Linked DNA regions of Homo sapiens: regions 1 and 2 are each linked to region 3. The links are chromatin contacts, found by Hi-C or POLR2A ChIA-PET in ENCODE. All regions are on one chromosome and are shown on one strand. The core of a region is the stretch at or near the end of the contact, and the rest is flanking DNA. Distances in the headings are between cores, read along the strand shown. Region 1 overlaps HECW2 (HECT, C2 and WW domain containing E3 ubiquitin protein ligase 2). Region 2 overlaps HECW2 (HECT, C2 and WW domain containing E3 ubiquitin protein ligase 2). Region 3 holds the start of SLC39A10 (solute carrier family 39 member 10).

Region 1 (4,030 bases), core at 1,471-3,970, 540 kb after region 3:
GCCACACTATCATCTATATATGAAGCCATTATTGAATCTCCCAGATGGAAAAAGCTGTTCTCTTCTCTCTTCATTCCTTGATTGTAGAACTTACCAAATTTTATTAAAAACACTTTTTTGAACCTTGGAGTCTACTCTACTACACTGTGAGCTGAGCTTTTCAAAGGCAGATTTAGACTCTTGTAGCTCCATCGTCAAACAAACATCAAACTGGCACAGAGGGAATGCCAATGATGTGCTTGTTCTCTCATCTAAGAGATGTTCTGCATACATATATGATGTATTAAGAGTGTCTTCTATAGTATAAAGAGCATCACTTAAAATAAGACCAGAAAGCCTAGTTATCTGGGTTCACAGTCCAGAAGAAAATATTTATGGATATTTCTAATTGTAGAGTACATGAAAGTCTAATTTATTCTGTGGAAATGTTATTTAATATTTTATATAGTTATTACTGGCTGTTTTGTTTTACTAAGAAAGAATAATAGATAAGTTAGCATGGTGTTCTGATATGATAAGTACATCTTTGATAATTCCCAATCTGAGAACAGTATCAACTAGATGATTATACTAATTAAGAATGTCTACATACATTAAAGTGTACTGTTATTTGGGAAAAAGTTGGATGCCTTAATAAAGAAATATATTTGTTAGAAATAATTAAAGAGATACATTTTATTTCAAATATCTTTTACCTAATAATATGAAATACCATAACTAAATGTCTCAAACCAAAATGAAGGATAACATGGTCTTTGAATGTATTTTTGAAAGAAATGCAACCTTTATCTGCTGCTTGGAGAATGCCAGCCCTGAAACATCTTGTATACCATCAAATATGTGACTTAAAAAAAAGTGTGTTATACTACTTTTCCTTATAATGAAAAGAATACAAACAAGTGAAAAGTTTGCAAAATTAAATATATACTTGTATTCATGATCAATAAGTACAAACTAACATTTCCAGTTAAAAGTTTTTCTTTTTTTCTCTTCCAATTATAGAATACAGAGAGCTCTTCCTTTCTTATTTCCAGATTTCTATAACCCTTTTTCAGAACATTTCTTCACACTGCAGTACGTGCCTTTAGTGCAGGAGTGTAACATAAGTGGTATTCCTCTTGAGGGTCCCAGTAGTAAACATAGCTTAACTCACAGGAGAGCAATCAGTTCTTACAAAACACCTATGAAAACTATGCATATGACCTCTATAAAATGTAAGATTGCCAACATCCCATAATAGGAATTCCATGGCTGCTTATAAATATAGATCTCAAAGAAATGTTTGGGCAATGCCTGTAAACCCATAGGCTGGCAAACCATATGTCAATCCAATGCTTTTATGACCCCCAATTTAACTTCACTCTATTGAAAATCTGATTAGTCAAGAAATAAACAAAGATGTGGAGTAATCCCAAAAGCAATTAAAATGAAGAATACCTTCTCATAAAATTAAGCAGAAGTAAGACTAGTGATGTCATGCAGTTTTGGAGATGCCATAGAAAAACTGTCTCTTAATATTAATAAGAAAATTATGCATCAGTGAAAATGCAGGCTTAGAAATATAGTTCTGAGTTTCAATTTGTGGTGTCTTCACTGATGAGGGAAAATGGAATTCTTACTACTGATCTCTTCAGTGTTGCTGATGGCTCCTTAACTGAGCTTAGTGTTTAATGATGCTGTACAAATAAAAAGCAGTGGGGGAAATACGAAATATCTGTATTAAATGCCATCCTGTAAAGTATTTGATGGATGGAAGAGAGTCTAATGCATTTTAAATAAATGCATATCATACTATCACATATAGTGAATCTTAAAAAATTATTACTTAGATGCACAGTCCTTGTAGTGGTAGACACGGCACTGTGAAGGAAGTTTGATTTAGAAGCTATTTTCTATTATACTTCTCAAGTGATGGAGTTGCTGTTAGTCATATTGTAATGTCCCTTCACCTTTGGTACATTCAGTGCAAAATATTTGGGGAATTTTTTTTACCTTTATAAAAATAAAAGGCCCTTTTGTTTCCTTGAGAGTGCTTAAAAGGATACATATTAGCATGATGCCCGAGTATGCATGGAACATGAAAATGGAATGAGTGATACATACAGCATGATAGGTAGGTTCTTATATACATCTTAAAGAACATAAACATAATGAACCTACAAAAAATAAACAGAACTCACTGTGTACTTTTTCCTGATATGCTGTGATTAATTGCTAGTTATTTTAAAATTGTTTTCATGCATTATAAAGCATAAAATCTGTCATTAGTAATTCACTGAATAATGGTTTGTCTTTAGCCATAATTACACACATACCACTTGCATATACATTGTCACAGACCATCTTATTGCAAATCTGTAAAGGTACCTCATATTGACTTGGTTTCATTTTCACTCATGTCCCATGAAAGCGGAAACCTATGGTGCACACCATGCAGGCACTCATAAGCAAGAAATGAATATTCTGTTATAACTTAGGGCTTAAATGAATGTACTTTCAGGAAATATATTTACTTTTATTATATTATTTAACTTGCTCTAATTTGGAGATTGGGCCAAATGCTGCCAGTTTGGCTTGAACCACGTTCAAGGGTAAGTTTCAAGATTCTCCTGAGTCCCTAAAAATTACCGTGGAGCTGATCATGTATGGGTTCATCTTTGTCTTGGAACATAACAAATGGAAAAAGTTTGGCAGTCAAGAACTGTTGATTGAAAGACGGTTGGGTTGTTCCCTGGGCATCAAGCTCACCCAAATCCTTCCAAGAGGACTCATCTCCAGTCCCCAAATGTGACAGAGCACTTGTTCCTGGAAAACAACAGCACATAGCTTTATCCTAAAGGAAGCATCCTCTTGAAACTTCCAATGTTCAATCATTCTTCTAGAAGGCAGCTTCTGAACCTGCCTGTCCACAGAGATGGGCATTCAGCTTCCAGGTCACTCAAGTCCAAAAGTACTGGTTTCTTCAACTGCTGTCAACAGTTTTTCATAAAGCATGGAAAAGGATGGGTAGGGAGGCAGATCCAGACGGTTAAAACATGTATGCGCTCTGAAAACACAAGAAACAGCACATAGTTTAGAACAGGCCGAGTGAAATGAAAATGTGTGTGGTGTGTGTGTGTGTGTGTGTCTGTGTGTGTATGACTGTCTTTCACATTCAAATTTATTTGTTGCCAATTTTCACACTCCTTTTGAAAAATCTTTGAAAACATTTTGACCTTAAAAATTCAGAACTGAATTTCTCTAAGGAAAAGAGGATATTTAAAAAAATATTTTATTTACATTTCACCACCATTTAAAAGCTATATTACATATAAATGACCATTTATTGAGTGGTCTAAGGATTACAAAGACAAGTTTGGTTTTTGTTTCTCTTTTGATGCTAGATTTTTTTTTTAATACACGGACATAAGGCCTTGCAAAGTAGTTCATTTTGAGTTGGCATATGCCTGGGTGTCTCTTCGATACTCTGTAGTTATGCATTTTTTCATTTTCTTGGACAGGGAAGAGGAGCCAGTGTCTCTGAGGGCCTGCCTCATGGCTTAGAGTCTTGGGAAATTCCCTGGCTGGACTTTTCTAAGTCAGTAGGCCATTGTTACTTCTTTGAATCCTGTGCTAAAATTTGCTTTCTCCCAATTCACAATAACAAAATAAGCAATTTAAATCATTACATTAAGTATTCTTTTTTAGAAATACTTCTTTTGCCAAGATAGGAAAAAAATATGTTTTCCTGTTATTTGCATCTGAATCACAATAAAAAATAGACAGTCTCCAAATAGTACATCTTATCAGGAAGCAAATCTGCACTTTTGACATGAAATAGGAAACATTCTATTCTGAATGTACAACAGCTTGTTTGGGGGACCTACATAACTTTGACTTAAAAAAAATACTCCTGAATAAGAAATTTTAGGAACTATGATTATTAACAAGCTATTTCTACAAAGTCACATGTCTATACTTTTACTCTGATAAATCCCTTTTCCTTATGAAATAAATATAATTAATATTCCTGGATGCAGTGTAATGTAGT
Region 2 (4,220 bases), core at 1,077-3,576, 640 kb after region 3:
AGGGGTCCTTCAAATCTTTCACCCCAAACAGGATTCTAATGTAAAAGCCAGCAGCAGATTGTGAGGTCAGCTCTCTACCAGCCTACACTCAGGGTTCTCTACAATGCCAACTTCAAGTTGTAAGACCCAGATTAGTAAAAACATCCCCAGAAAATAGGATGTTTTGTATAGTCATGTTATGAACATGGTTGAGATAATGTTTACTCCTGTTTAACCACCAAAACTTTTATAAAAGCTATGAGACAGAACTTGTTCTTAAGAATACATTACAACTCTTCTTCAATAGTATCCTATATGTAATTGAAACTTTTTTCAAGGTTCAGGGGTTAGTAAAAGAACCTCTCTCCTAAAGTGTGTCTGGCAAGTTATGACTGGCAAGAAGGGACCAACCCCTGCCTTAACAAGTTAAATCTCAACACAGAGCAGAAACAGATGCAGCATTATCCATTATCTTAACTTGGGTTTTCCCTGGACCTCTGATTCTCTAATGAACACAGCTCCTCATTCATGATTCCAGGTAAAATCTTGTCAGAGCTGAAAACAGATGAACTCTTGGTGGGCTACTACTCTTTTATACCCAGGTATAATACTACCAGTATTTTTCAAAGTCCTTACTTGGACCATCTGTGCCCTTCCATCCAATGGAATATTTACAGGCACTGGGCTCTCAGGCTGTTGAACCAAATATAGTACCAGCAAAGCCATATCTTCCCCTGGTGTCCCTGCTTCCAGCTCAGTGTTCTGGAAAGGCTTCTCTGTCACGCCCATCTGACTCTAATTCAGTGTCATTTTACCTGTGGTCCAGGGACATAATCACAAGCCCAATTCTCTTTCATCTCTCCTAAACTTCATGCTTGCCACTTCTAATCTTCTCTTGGCTGGGAATTAGAGGTTTATTAAAAACACTTGCAGAAATCAAGTCAGTAGTTTCAATGAGAGTTTAAGGGCTTCTCCCATGCATTAAAATACATGCATTTTGTAACAACCATTTTGACTACTCATAGATTCTCAGGTAATATTGCTGGAAGCTGAGTTCAGGATAAGTAAGAGGCTATTGTGGTAAAGTTCCCTCTGCTAGAGGGAACTTTGGGGGGTAAATGGCATTTACTGAGTACTTTACGTGTTCCATTTGCCTTGAATGTTGATATACTTTACTCCTTACTTCTTTCAGGTATCTGCTCACCTATGGCCTTATCTGTGACATCCTCCCCAACCACCCTCTATGAAATAACATTCTCCATTCCTGTCTTTCACTAGACCTCATTTGTTGCGTTATTTTTCATCATAGCATTAATCAGCTCTTGGCCTACAAAGAATAGTATGTTTATTTATTTGTCTATTGCCTGTCTCTGAGACATGAATGCTGCATTCATGAGAATGACAGTTCTACAAAGTAGTTGGCTTACCTGTTTTGCTTAGGCGCTCAACAAATATTTGTTGAACAAACACTCCAAGGGTTGTTAAATACTTTAAATATGTCATTTTAATTTTCCCTACCCTTCAAGTCACATATTCCCAGACTTTTTATAGACAGAGAAACTGAGGTTGGTTACTCAATACTTGCAGAGCATAATGTCATGGTTAAGAGCATGGTTCCTGGAACCAGCCTGGCTGGCCTACAGCGTGGCTCAGCCACTGCCTGTCTCTGTGATGTCAGGCAAGTCACTGAACCATTCTGCACATGGAGCTGCTTATCTGTACATGGCAATAATAATAGTACTGCTTTATCAAAGTTGTGGTGAGGACCTTAAGAGCTTAAACAGTTCATGGCTCATAGTAGGTACTACATAAGAGTTAAATAAAAATTAAATCTTAGCTGAGGGTCACCTTATAACAAGCACTAATTTTCTCATTCTGATTTCTTACTCATAGAATGACTTCCTGATTGTAACCAGGCTTTCTGGTTCATCCACCTACAGAGGAAGTACGGATGTAGCTATTCTGGCCTGTGTTGCACAGTTACATATTTCTTGTCATAAATTAATCAATCAGTGAGTTTTGGTTAATGTGCTAACAAAATCACAGTTCTGAACCAGTAAGACTGAAGCCCAAGCCCAGACAGTGTCACAAAGACACACCTCATGTAGTTGCTTGCTTAGTGACCTCCTAGCCACCTTCTCCAAATAATACCACAACTTTTTATTCAAATACCTACAACACAAGCTGTATCACTAGGGATAAGGAAGCACTGCCTGAGAACCCTTTTCTCTAATCAGCAGAGCATAGAGAGAGATGACAGGTAGGAGAGTTTCCAGGGAGAAGTGAATGCTTTGCCAGCGTCACAGCCCTCCCTCCGCTCCCTCCACGACTTCAGAATGGCACAGTCACTGTTTGTGGTCACAAACAACCTGCTGTCCAGGTTTCACTTGAACAGAAGGTGGAATGTTTCACCTCACAAAGAGCCTTGGCCCTCACTTGAAGGGTAGGGCCAAGTGTCGAAGCCACAAGCAGCCCACAGGCATTTGGCACTCCCTGAGGCATCTCCCTCGTGTTACCTTGCCCTGGTGATCATGTTTCATTTCCCATCCCCGCGGCAGCTCTAGCTGTTTGTTCGCGAACATGTTGAGGAATCCCACAAGGTCGCGGTTATGCTGGTAGCGTTCAAAGTGGTGGGTGTCCCTCCGGACTTTGGTGATCATGTGCTTCAAACACGTGTTGTTTGTAAACATGCGGTAGGCACTCTAAAGAAAAGAATGGAGAACCAATGTTAACCCACTTGTGACATGCAGAAGCACCAGAAATACTACACATGGGTATGGCTAATCTTCCAATAAGTAATGAAATGCATATATAAGCTTTGACAGAACTCTAGACCCATGTATGGAAACAGCAGACAGAGCAAAATATCTTGAACAAAATGAAACATAAAGACTACAGAAGGTAAGGCAGTATCCACAGCTGGTGTCTAGTTCTCTTTTTTTAACTTTTATTTGTATTTGAAGTTCTGGGGTACATGTGCAAGAAGAGCACGTTTGTTAAATAGGTAAACGTGTGCCATGGTGGTTTGCTGTACCTATCAACCCATCACCCAGGTATTAAGCCCAGCACGCATTAGCTATTTTTCCCTAATTCTCTCCCTCCCCCAGTCCTACTCTGAAACAGGCCCCAGTGTGTGTTGTTCCCCTCTCTGTGTCCATGTGTTGTCATTTTTCAGCTCCCACTTATAAGTGAGAACATGTGGTGTTTGGTTTTCTGTTCCTGTGTTAGTTTGCTGAGGATAATGGCTTCCAGTTCCATCCACGTTCCTGCAAAGGACATTATCTCATTCCTTTTCGTGGCTGCATAGCATTCCATGGTATATATATGCTACATTTTCTTTATCCAGTCTATCATTGATGGATATTTGGGTTGATTCCATGTCTTTGCTATTGTGAATGATGCTGCAATGAACATATATGTGCAGGTATCTTTGTAATAGAATGATTTATATTCCTTTGGGTAAATACCTAGTAATGGGATTGCTGGGTCAAATGGTATTTCTGGTTCTAGATCTTTGAGGAATCTCCACACTGTTTTCCACAATGGTTGAACTAATTTACTAAAGAACAAACATGTTGTGGAGTCTCACTGCACATGGGCCATTAAATCCTGAAGCTGGTTTTAGGAAAGAAACACACAGTCAAAATTATACCACACTGGCGATGAATATGCCACCTTACAGAGAGCCCTGACATAGCCAGTTTCTCCCCCAGTATTGGACTAGGTTATTGGCTCTCTGAGTGAGTGCCAGATGACACAACTAGTATACACTTAAGGGCCAAGTTGCATGGAAAAATGCTTGCCATACATTTCTATACTAGAAGGACATGCAATGGAATGAGTTGCTCTCACTGACCATCACACTCAACTGAGATCACAATAGACTGAGGTTTTAGAATCTCACCCTTCATAGAGGCATATAAGCTTGGTGAATGGAATAGCAGGCTGAGGTGCCTGGGCTGTACATCTCATTCTTTTTTCTTTTTTTCTCTTTTTCCCTGTGTATATTTGGTTGGATGTATATGAATGAAATGCAAGTTTAAAAAAACTCCACTATACCACCACACAGAAAAGTGATTGTTTTGTCCAAAACCTTACAGTCTTCATTTCTATGATATTTAAAGAAGATTCCACAAACTGACTATGTCATGATTGTCCACATATGAGTCAGTCAATAAATATTTATTGCATAATACCATGCACAAAACAGCAGAAGAGGAATAACTGTATGGCAGCTGTTT
Region 3 (4,160 bases), core at 915-3,414:
AAATATGTAACAATTAGTAAAGAATAGGCACCAACCAAGTAGAATGGGAGTGACTAATAAGAGCTGGGTCCAAAGGGCTCTATCTTAGCCAGGTATTAACCCACTAGTTCCTAAAATGTGGAGGTCTGGGGAATCTTGAGAGGAAGGACTGGCACAGGGGTGAGAAGCATGGGGGGATACCACTCAGAGTTGCAGCTGTTAACCAACTTGCATTGAAGTATTTCAGTATTTGATTAGTTGGTTCAGCCGTACTTGTGTGTACCAGCTGAACATTAGCCTTGTATATCCATAACTAAAAAAGCAGTGTAGGTGCCCTAAAATGTAAGGACTGCAAGCGCTATATCTTATTGATATTTGAAAGAAAGGTTATGTATGTTTTAAGGGTGTTGATAATAATGTGTTCAATAAAATAAGTATGAGCCATAAAATATCAAGCTAATTTGGAAGCTTCTTATGCTTTGCACACAAAGGATGTACTATCATGATTTTATGAACTCTAAGGACTTTAGTTCTAGGATGAACCTTAGAATATATTTAAAACGATCCCCTTAATTTATCAATGAATCTGAGGACCACAGCTATTGTCTCACATTTAGTGGCAATGGTGAGACTTGAAACTAGGACTCAGGCTTAATCTCTTTTCTCCACACCTCAGGACTTCTCCCTTTGTAAGCAGGAGTGAGGTCCATGCTCTGGCTTTCCAAACAAGGAAAAGGGCATATGAGTAGTTCAGTGTTCTGAACTACGTATGGCAATCAGTAGGCATTTATCAAGCACCATTTTCGTTGTTTTGGATGTTTTTTGTAGAGATACAAAACAAAAAATAACCTTCTTTCATGAAGGTATAATATGCAGGTTAGCGGGACTACCTAGCCGTCCATACTGAATGGGTTTGGAAATCCCAACTCTTTTCTCTACCTGCTCTGTGATACCAGGCAAGTTAAAGTCTTGTGTGCCTCAGTTTCCTACCTCACCGTGTTATGGTGATTAAATTAATATATATGTGGAGTACTTGACACACAGTCAAGCCTGCGATTACTGCTGTTCATGGTTTTATTTTCTCTACTAGACACCAGTAAGGCACCCCCAGAACTCGCTGTGTTAAGTAGATTCTGGTTGGATATAGAAACACAGGCACCCCAGGCGGAATGCAGATACGCCTCAACATGTGGATTAAGTAAGAGCCAGGAAGCAGAGTAATGAAGCAAAAATAAGACGTCCAGAGTCACCTTTTAAGAAAATGTGGGTTGGTGGTTGCTTAAGAGGGGAGGAGACAATTTAGATGGGATGTATGGCGTGAGCAAAGGGCAAGAATGAGCACGGTGTAGGCACAAGTCCATGGAACTGCTTGGCTGGATCGGGATTTTTTTGTCATAGAGTGTTAAGAAATAGTCGATCAGTTGAGGAGTAGAGGAGTGAAGACCTTGGAAAGTTGCCAAAAGCCTCGAGAATTTCTCTACATGTGTGACATGTTCTCAGGACTCAACTTTTTCTTTTAGGTTTGGAAGACCCGCAGTAAGTGTGCTTTAGAATTAAATGGGTGGGAAGGGGAGCTAGGCAAAACACCTCGCACTTAGCACTAAATAAAGTTCGCTGTTGCCCTAAGAGACTGAAAAGGTTACTTTAACAAAGGGGGCGGGGTTAACTTAACGTAGATGTTTAACTCGTATACAGATGAACATTCCAGTTGATCACTCTGAAGCTTTTTGGCTAAAGCGTTTGGGTTTAGAGCTTCCATTACTCATTCGCCTTGCCCAAGGCCTCAGCAACCGACGTTCGAAAGCCAGGAGAAAAGGCGAATGATAAAGGGCGCTCCACGCATGCGTTAAGAAGCCGCCCCAACTCCCCCGCGGCGTTCTTTCTTGGAACAAAACTAGCGCGGAGCCACGGAACTCCGCAGTTTGCGTAGACTTGAATTTCCTATTCCTCGGACGATCCATGTGGAATCCGTGAGTAGTGCGACTCCTTTACGCAACTGGCGTTATCCGAAGTGAATAGCTAGGTGGCGCGTGTACGCCCATAGCGTAGCACCCATAGGCGGACGGGGTGCGGCTGCGCAGGGAGCTGAGTGGACCTTGTACGCCGCAAGCGTAGCAGGGTGTCAGACGCGCCGGTTTCTGCGACGCAGTTAGCGCAGTCTGCTTTGGTGAATACACGATTTGGTGCAGCCGGGGTTTGGTACCGAGCGGAGAGGAGATGCACACGGCACTCGAGTGTGAGGTAACTATAAAACCCCGATTTGTTTACATTCCCTCCCCCAGAACCGGCCCCGTGCGCGGCGGAGACTGCGAGTCCCGGGACGGCGTGGGGGTAGAAAGGGAGAACAGAACCGGGGAGTCGGGGCTGGTTCCCTCGGGGATGCGGGCGCTGGGGTTCCCGCAGCTGCTGCAGTCGGCGGCGGCCAGCCGAAGCAGAGCGCGTGGTGGGCAGAGTGTTGGGCGCCGCGGCTCCTCGTGTGCGGTCTGGGCTGCTGCGGGCCGCGGGATCGGGAGCCGGCGGCATCCACTTCGCGTGCGGAGCCTCGCGCCCCCCTCACCTTCCTGTGGAGGTTGGCGGAGCCTCGCGGGCCGCGCCCGGGGTGGGGGAGTGACCGCTGGGCGGGTGGCGGCGGTTAGGGGGCTGCGCGCCGGCCGCGGATGGCGTCGCAGGCGCGGGCGGGCGAGGCTTTGGGGATCTGTAGGCAGGTCTTCGGGGGCTTGGCGACCAGCGCCCCGGTTTTTTCTTCTCCAGTCCTTCTCTCTGGTCTGTAATGGGGCGAGGGGACCCCGGGATGGAGCCTCGGCACCGCTGTTCCGGACCGAGGCTAACGGACGGCGGCGCCTCTGCTCCTACTAGTTTTCTCCCGGACCAACCGAAAAGCCGAGGCGGAGCGCGGGGGTGTGAAGATCTCGGCCTGCTGGGGGTCCCTGGAGCTGAGGGTGAGGGTGGGGCCGGGTCGGTGGGACAGGCCGGGTGGGCCGGAGGTGGCGCGGCCGCACGGCTTTGTTCCGGAAAGCCCTTAGGTGGAGAGCGATGTGGGGCGCGGCAGGGGGATCGCGTAGAGGAACCTTCGCGCACCGCCTCTCCGGGTCTGGGAATCTGCTGAACTCCTTGCCTCTCCTGGGGTCCCTCGAACGCCCCAGCTAAGAAGGGCGGGGGCCTTGCCAGGGCGCGAGCAACATGACGTTCAAGGTCTTCCTGTGGCTTCTGTAAAGAAATGTTCACGTGGGAGCCTGTCCACATGGGCTGTACTAAGGATCTGGCACGAGGAAGAAATATCACTGCAGAACCTGAAGCCCTCCGTTGGAAGGGTCGTTCACTCGAGTACCTATTCTAAGTAACAGTGACACAAAACACATGTTAGAAAAAAACAAAAAGTATGGTAGGTTATACTGTTTTTTAAAAGAAACTTTTATTTATGCCTTTTGCTGTTAAGTCCTCTAATTTTACATTGGAACTGAGTCATTCTTGGAGCAAAACTAGAATAGGTTTGTATTTGTTTTCTTTTTGGATGTGTATCTAAATTGTACATAATTAAGAAAAAGCAAGTAATGGAAAAGCTGGAGATGTAGAACTTAGTTCCTTCTAACTTAGTATGCAATTGAAAGCCTCAAGTCAAGACTCCTGTGTATTGTTTTGTATTAGGACTCTATTGTACAAATATTTGAGTACCTTAATATGAGTCAGTTACTTTTTCTAGATCTTGGATCCATGCCAGACAACGCACATTCTGCAGACACTGGTTACTCCAGTGGCTCCTTACTGGAAACATATAATATCAGTGATAAGTGCTGTGAAGAAAATAAAACAATGATGTGCTGGTATGGATTTTTAACTTTTTTATGTGATGAACCACAGAATGATGGTTTTAAATGTATGAAATACATAGAATTGCAACAGAAACCAGTTATGAAATAATGAAGATATTAAATATGACATCTATATTTTAGTAAAGCATTAGTGAGGACTGTAAATGATCTTTAAAGAATTTGGCTTAAATTTAATCTAAAATTGCTATCAGGTATTTCACATCGCTGTAATTTTTGCCTGCATTCGTAACTGAAGAGATAAGTAAATGTCAGAGGTTAAGATAAATCTTTTTCTTTTTTTACCTGTCCATATTTACAAACATTCTGCGTTCCGTACATAGACGCCTGGATAAGAACCCCTGTGCAAGAATG

Evidence for each region. Hi-C counts contacts between places; a loop is a spot of excess contacts on that map. ChIA-PET counts read pairs that join two places held with the same protein, here RNA polymerase II (POLR2A). Pooled maps may share reads with other maps.
Region 1: a pooled map shows a loop between it and region 3 (3-fold over the local background). The contact joins the enhancer-like site here to the promoter of SLC39A10 in region 3. A Hi-C loop is called at or near these places in 1 of 168 maps with a recorded cell type or tissue (naive thymus-derived CD4-positive, alpha-beta T cell) and 9 of 50 pooled maps. POLR2A ChIA-PET finds 5 or more read pairs at or near these places in 3 of 52 experiments (CD4-positive, alpha-beta T cell, HEK293 and activated CD4-positive, alpha-beta T cell).
Region 2: a loop to region 3 is called in a pooled map, with 2.6 times the contacts of the local background. The contact joins the enhancer-like site here to the promoter of SLC39A10 in region 3. A Hi-C loop is called at or near these places in 1 of 168 maps with a recorded cell type or tissue (CD8-positive, alpha-beta T cell), 2 of 37 single-sample maps with no recorded cell type and 3 of 50 pooled maps.

The regions. Positions count from the first base shown.
Region 1 is chr2:196,198,343-196,202,372 of GRCh38, forward strand. It overlaps HECW2 (HECT, C2 and WW domain containing E3 ubiquitin protein ligase 2), which reads right to left. Exons shown (of 29, transcript NM_001348768.2): 29 at 1-3,046. The coding sequence ends at 2,935. Among named protein-coding and RNA genes, the nearest start is that of STK17B, 29 kb to the left of the region's middle. Within about 2 kb of position 2,721, at least 4 of the 41 ENCODE cell types and tissues checked have a DNase peak (open chromatin) inside an H3K27ac peak, as active enhancers do; they include CD4-positive, alpha-beta T cell, where a contact is called at or near this core.
Region 2 is chr2:196,290,070-196,294,289 of GRCh38, forward strand. It overlaps HECW2 (HECT, C2 and WW domain containing E3 ubiquitin protein ligase 2), which reads right to left. Exons shown (of 29, transcript NM_001348768.2): 14 at 2,496-2,681. Among named protein-coding and RNA genes, the nearest start is that of HECW2-AS1, 32 kb to the left of the region's middle. Within about 2 kb of position 2,327, at least 10 of the 41 ENCODE cell types and tissues checked have a DNase peak (open chromatin) inside an H3K27ac peak, as active enhancers do; they include CD8-positive, alpha-beta T cell, where a contact is called at or near this core.
Region 3 is chr2:195,655,062-195,659,221 of GRCh38, forward strand. SLC39A10 (solute carrier family 39 member 10) reads left to right here and starts at 2,165. Exons shown (of 10, transcript NM_020342.3): 1 at 2,165-2,220. RefSeq lists silencers at 2,434-2,483, 2,514-2,633, 2,834-2,933.